Linked DNA regions of Homo sapiens: region 1 is linked to region 2. The links are chromatin contacts, found by Hi-C or POLR2A ChIA-PET in ENCODE. All regions are on one chromosome and are shown on one strand. The core of a region is the stretch at or near the end of the contact, and the rest is flanking DNA. Distances in the headings are between cores, read along the strand shown.

The links. Hi-C counts contacts between places; a loop is a spot of excess contacts on that map. ChIA-PET counts read pairs that join two places held with the same protein, here RNA polymerase II (POLR2A). Pooled maps may share reads with other maps.
Region 1: a loop to region 2 is called in a map of heart left ventricle, with 2.1 times the contacts of the local background. The contact joins two enhancer-like sites. A Hi-C loop is called at or near these places in 2 of 168 maps with a recorded cell type or tissue (heart left ventricle and right cardiac atrium) and 1 of 50 pooled maps. POLR2A ChIA-PET finds 5 or more read pairs at or near these places in 4 of 52 experiments (AG04450, PC-3, activated B cell and 1 more).

Annotation. Positions count from the first base shown.
Region 1 is chr1:21,193,527-21,196,322 of GRCh38, forward strand. No RefSeq gene overlaps it. Among named protein-coding and RNA genes, the nearest start is that of EIF4G3, 18 kb to the left of the region's middle. Within about 2 kb of position 1,490, at least 2 of the 41 ENCODE cell types and tissues checked have a DNase peak (open chromatin) inside an H3K27ac peak, as active enhancers do.
Region 2 is chr1:21,099,372-21,102,280 of GRCh38, forward strand. All of the region lies in intron 2 of EIF4G3 (eukaryotic translation initiation factor 4 gamma 3), which reads right to left. Among named protein-coding and RNA genes, the nearest start is that of EIF4G3, 76 kb to the right of the region's middle. Within about 2 kb of position 1,385, at least 2 of the 41 ENCODE cell types and tissues checked have a DNase peak (open chromatin) inside an H3K27ac peak, as active enhancers do.

The sequences.
Region 1 (2,796 bases), core at 240-2,739, 94 kb after region 2:
ATCTAACCTGTTCTTTTTCTTTTTCTTTTTCTTTTTTTAAACGGAGTCTCGGTCTGTCATCAGGCTGGAGTGCAATGGCACAATCTCGGCTCCCTGCAACCTCCGCCTCTCGGGTTGAAGTGATTCTCCTGCCTCAGCCTCCCGAGTAGCTGGGACTACAAGCGCGCGCCACCATGCCCAGCTAATTTTTGTATTTTTAGTAGAGACGGGGTTTCACCATGTTGGCCAGGATGGTCTCTATATCTTGACCTTGTGATCCACCCACCTCGGCCTCCCAAAGTGCTGGGATTACAGGTGTTAGCCACCAAGCCCAGCCCTTTTTCTTTCTTTCTTTTTTTTAGAAATTTTTTATTTCCATACGTTTTTAGGAAACAGGTGGTATTTGGTTATATGAGTAAGTTCTTTAGTGGTGACTTGTGAGATTTGGGTACACCCATCGCCCAAGAAGTATACACTGAACCCAATTTGTGGTCTTTTATCCCTCACTCCCTTCCCATCCTTTCCCCTTGAGTCCCCAAAGTCCATTGTGTCATTCTTATGCCTTTGCATCCTCGTAGCCTAATTCCCACTTATGAGTGAGAACATACGATGTTCGGTTTTCCATTCCTGAGTTACTTCACTTAGAATAATGGTCTCCAATCCTATCCAGGTTGCTGTGAATGCCATTAATTCTTTCCTTTTTTATGGCTGAGTAGTATTCTATTGTGTGTGTGTGTGTGTGTGTGTGTGTGTGTGTGTGTGTGTGTGTGGTGTGTGTGTATTTCTTTATCCACTCATTGATTGATGGTAACCCCTTATTTTTCTGTTGGAGAAACTGGGGCTCAGAAAAGGGAAGGAATCTTGTTAAAAGCTACAAAAGAAATTGCCAGCAGAACTCCAGTCCCAGAAATCCATTAAGTAAGCACTTAATAAGTGAGTTAAATTTCTTAAATTTCTATGTGAATAATAAACATATATTGAACAATTATTACGTGCCAGCAACTGTGCTAAGTACTTCATAGACATTATCTCATTTACAATTTAAAAATATGCAAAAGATGTGTTAGAATTCCCATTTAACAAAAAGGGAAACTGCAGCTCTGAAGGCTGGGCGTGGTGGCTCATACCTGTAATCCCAGCACTTTGGGAGGCTGAGGAGAGGAGAATCACTTGAGCCTAGGAATTCAAGACCAGCCTGGGCAAAATGGTGAAACCCTGTCTCTACCAAAAATACAAAAATTAGCTGGGCTTGGTAGCATGTGCCTGTAGTCCCAACTACTTGGGAGGCTACGGTGGGAGGATCGCTTGACCCCAGGAGGCAGAGGTTGCAGTGAGCTGAGATCACGCCACTGTACTCCAGCCTGGGTGACAGAGTGAGATGGTCTTTAAAAGAAAAAAAAAAAGAAAAAACGAAGTCACTTGATGAAGTTTATAGAACTAGTTTATAGTTGGGGTGGGGTTTAAACCCAGGTCACTCAAACACCAGATTCTGAACACATTACTCAGTCTCCTTCTGAACTTAGGGCCAAGGGCGTGGGGCAGGGATTATCAGCTCCATTCTTGCAGATATCAGGAGCTGAGAAATGTGAAGTAACTTGCCCAAGTCAGGAAACTGAGGGGCAAGAACTAGAACTCACATTTTCAGGCACCCAGTCCAGAATTCCTTCAGCTTACTCACTGCCTTCTAACCAACATCTAAAAAACAGAAAGACTGGCTCCTGTCAGCCCGAGTCAGCCATCTCACTGGGCAAGGAGAGGGTACGCCCTTCAGCTGTCTGCATCCCAGGATTCGGTCTCCAGGAGGTGGACCCGGGGCCTATTCCAAGCGTCTCTTTGGGTTTTTCTGCCCTCTGGTGGTAAATCTTGAAACTAGCAAGAAACAGCTTGCCTGAACTTCCCAGCACGCTTCCTCTGTAGAACAAAGTTTTTGCCTTAGTGCTCTGGGAAAAAAAATGGAAATGGTACAAGAGGTTGAGGCAGCCAAGCATGGTGGCTCACACTGTAATTCCAGCACGTTGGGAGGCCAAGGTGGGAGGATTGCCTAAACCCAGGACTTCAAAACCAGACTGGTCAACATGGTGAGACCCTCATCTCTATAACAACTAAAAAATTAGCCAGGCGGTCCCAGCTACTCAGGAGGCTGAGGCAGGAGGATTGCTTGAGCCCAGAAGGTTGAGGCTGTAGTGAGCCGTGATTGCAACACTGTTCTCCAGCCTGGGTGACAGAGCGAGACCTTGTCTCAAAAAAATAATACATAAATAGGTTGGGTGTAGTAGCTCACTCCTGTAATCCCAGCACTTCGGAGGCCAAGGCGGGCAGATCACCTGAGGTCAAGACTTTGAGACCAGCCTGGCCAATATGGTGAAACCCCGTCTCTACTAAAAGTACAAAAGTTAGCTGGGCATGGTGGCAGGCGCCTGTAATCCCAGCTACTGGAGAGGCTGAGGTAGGAGAATTGCTTGAACCCTGGAGGTGGAGGGTGCAGTGAGCTGAGATGCCACTGCACTCCAGCCTGGGTGACAGAGTAAGATTCTGTCTTGAAAAAAATAAAAATAAATAAATAAATAAATAAAAGAGTTGGCTGGGTATGGTGACTCATGCCTGTAATTCTAACTCGGAGGCTGAGGCAGGTGGATCACCTGAGGTCAGGAGTTCGAGACCAGTCTGACCAACATGGTGAAACCCCGACTCTAATTTAAAAGAAAAAAAAATATATATATATACACATAAAAATTAGCTGGGCATGGTGGTGGACACCTGTAATCCCAGCTACTCAGGAGGCTGAGGCAGGAGAATCGCTTGAATCCAGGAGGCGGA
Region 2 (2,909 bases), core at 135-2,634:
CTTCAACTGGCCAATAGACAAACTATGGTACATCCATATAATGGAATACTAGTAGGCATTTAAAAGGAATTAACTATTAATAAACACAAAGACATGAATGAATCTCAAATGCTAATTATTTTAAGTAAAAGAAGCTAGACTCACTGCACTCCTGCCTGGGCAACAGAGTGAGACCCTGTCCCTGAGGGAGTGCTAGACTCAAAAAGACTGTAAGTCCATTTATATAATATACTAGTTAAGACAAAAATGTAGAAATGGAAAGCAGATCAGTGCTTGCCAGGGCCTAGAGGTTGGGGGCAGAGTTTATCCACAAAGGGACATCATTGAAGGAATATAACAGGGTAAATGGAAGTTTTCTGTGTCTTCTACACAGTAGGTTACAAAAACCATTCATTTTTCAGAACTTAGAAACTATATATCCAAAATAAATGAATAGTCAGTTCCTCAAAAGGTTAAGCAATAGAGTCACCATATGGTTCAGTAATTTCACTCCTAGGCACGTATTCAACAGAAAAATAAAAAGCATGTCCATGTAAAACTTGTACACAAATGTTCACATCAGCATTATATATAATAGCAAAAAAGTGGAGATAAATGTCCATCAACTGTTAGATGGACAAATTGTGGCATATCAATACAATGGAATTTTATTTGGCAATAAAAAGAAAGTGGTGATACATGTACATTACGGATAAACCTTGAAAACATTATGGTAAGTTAAAGAAGCCAATCACCAAAGACTGTATATCATGTGATTCTGCTTATATGAAATGTCCAGAATAGGTAAATCCATAGAGGCAGAAAGTAGATTAGTGGTTGCCTAAGCTGAAGGGAGAGGTGGGAGGAAGGAGGGTGACTGCTAAAGGATCCTGGGTTTCTTTTTGAGATAAACCAAACATTCTAAAACTGTGGTGATGGATGCACAACTCTGGATATTAAGTATAATTTAATACAGTTAACTGTACATTTGTACATTTTAATTGGCTGAATTTTATGGTGTGTGAATTATATCTCAATAATGCTGTTACCAAAAAAAGTAAATATTATTGCATGTAATTTAAAAATAATATTAGAACTCCATGGTGAGACAAGCATCTTATCTGTTCTACCACTCTCACCCCAGGATCCAGAATATTGCAGAAAGAAGTCATAAACTCAAAATGTTTCATCATCATGATCCGGTTCAATAGACTTAAAAAAAGTATGGCTTGCCAAGCACAGTTTCACGTGCCTATAGTCCCAACTACTCAGGAGTCTGAGGCAGAAGGATCCCTTGAGCCCATGAAGTTCAAGGCTGAAATGCACTATGATTATGCCAGGCTGCTCTCCAGGCAGATCCCATCTCTTACAAAAAAAAAGAAGTAGTATGGCTTATCCTGCGAATCTACACAAACAAAGAGAATTGTTATGCAACAGTAACAGTAAAACAGGCACCACACAGGAAAACAGCTGGGCTTGGGCGGCAAACTACGTTCTTTTTCAATGACAGGAAAAAAGCAATATAGGATCATCCACACTCCTCAAATCTTGCTTAATGACTTCACAAGATGGAAACCACCCAACCTGCTTTTTGACACTACTCCTGACAAACTTCTCTCTTCACTAGTATCAAGAAAAGATCCTTCTCCACAGCCAATAAACCCAAGTCAAAGCACGCTTATACTAAATCAGATGAAGACTGTCAATATACCTAAGGAGAGATTTAGTTACGGTACCTAGAAATAAGTCGACGTATTTTCAGATAAAAAAGAGATCAAAGTTTAACGGTAAAAATAACTTCACAAAGTGAAAAATCATGGTTAACTATCAATGAAAAACATCCTCCCAAAGTGCTGGGATTACAGGCATGAGCCACCGTGCTTGGTCAAGAATTTCATCTTAATTTAAATCACTGCAGGATAAAATATGCAATAGGGCCGAGCACGGTGGCTCACGCCAGTAAACTCGGCACTTTGGGAGGCTGAGGTGGGCAGATCACTTGAGGTCAGGAGTTCAAGACCAGCCTGGCCAACGTGGCAAAACTCTGTCTCTACCAAAAAATACAAAAGTTAGCCAGACATGGTGGTGGGCATCAGTAATTCCAAGCTACTCAGGAGGCTGAAGTGGTAGAATCACTCGAACCCAGGAGGTAGAGGTTGCAGTGAGCCGAGATTGCACCACTACACTCTAGCCTGGGCAACAGGGTCTCAGGAAAAAAAAAAAAACAACAAAAAAAAACCGAGGGAGGGAGGGAGTAAGGAAGGAACAAAGAAAGAAAGGAAGGAAGGGAGGGTGGGAGGGAGGGACTCATTCCAACAGACATTCCTCCAACTTTAAATCAATGTAATCAATACCACTTTGAGTGAAACTGATCAAACAGCTACAAATTTCACCTTTATGTTATTATTATATTTATTACATCATTATATTGTCCAAGAACGTATCATAAATACTTTCTTGAATCAAATAATTTGTATTCTGCAACACAGGCAGGGAACTACAATAAAGTACACCCAGACCTTCAGAGTATAACTGGTAACAAAAAAAACCTTTCTTTTCATCACACTTGAGAGCTCGGCCATCTGTTAAAGTTATAAGTTATATACAAAAAACTTATAAATGAAATCATAAATTACAAATTAAAAAATGGGATAAGCTTGAGAAGATTTATGAAACATGCACCAAAGCCCAATTAAGATGCTGTGAATTCTCAGGCCTAGAAAGCAACTAAAGAATGTTGCAGTTTTATATGGTAAGCTATCTGAGGAAAAAAGACAAACACCAAAAAGGAAATAGTTTTAAAAATGGAGGTATTTCTGGCTGGGCTTAGTGGCTCATGTCTGTAATCCCACCACTTTGGGAGGCCAAGGTGGGTTGATCACCTGAGGTCAGGAGTTTGAGACCAGCCTGGCCACCATGGTGAAACCCCG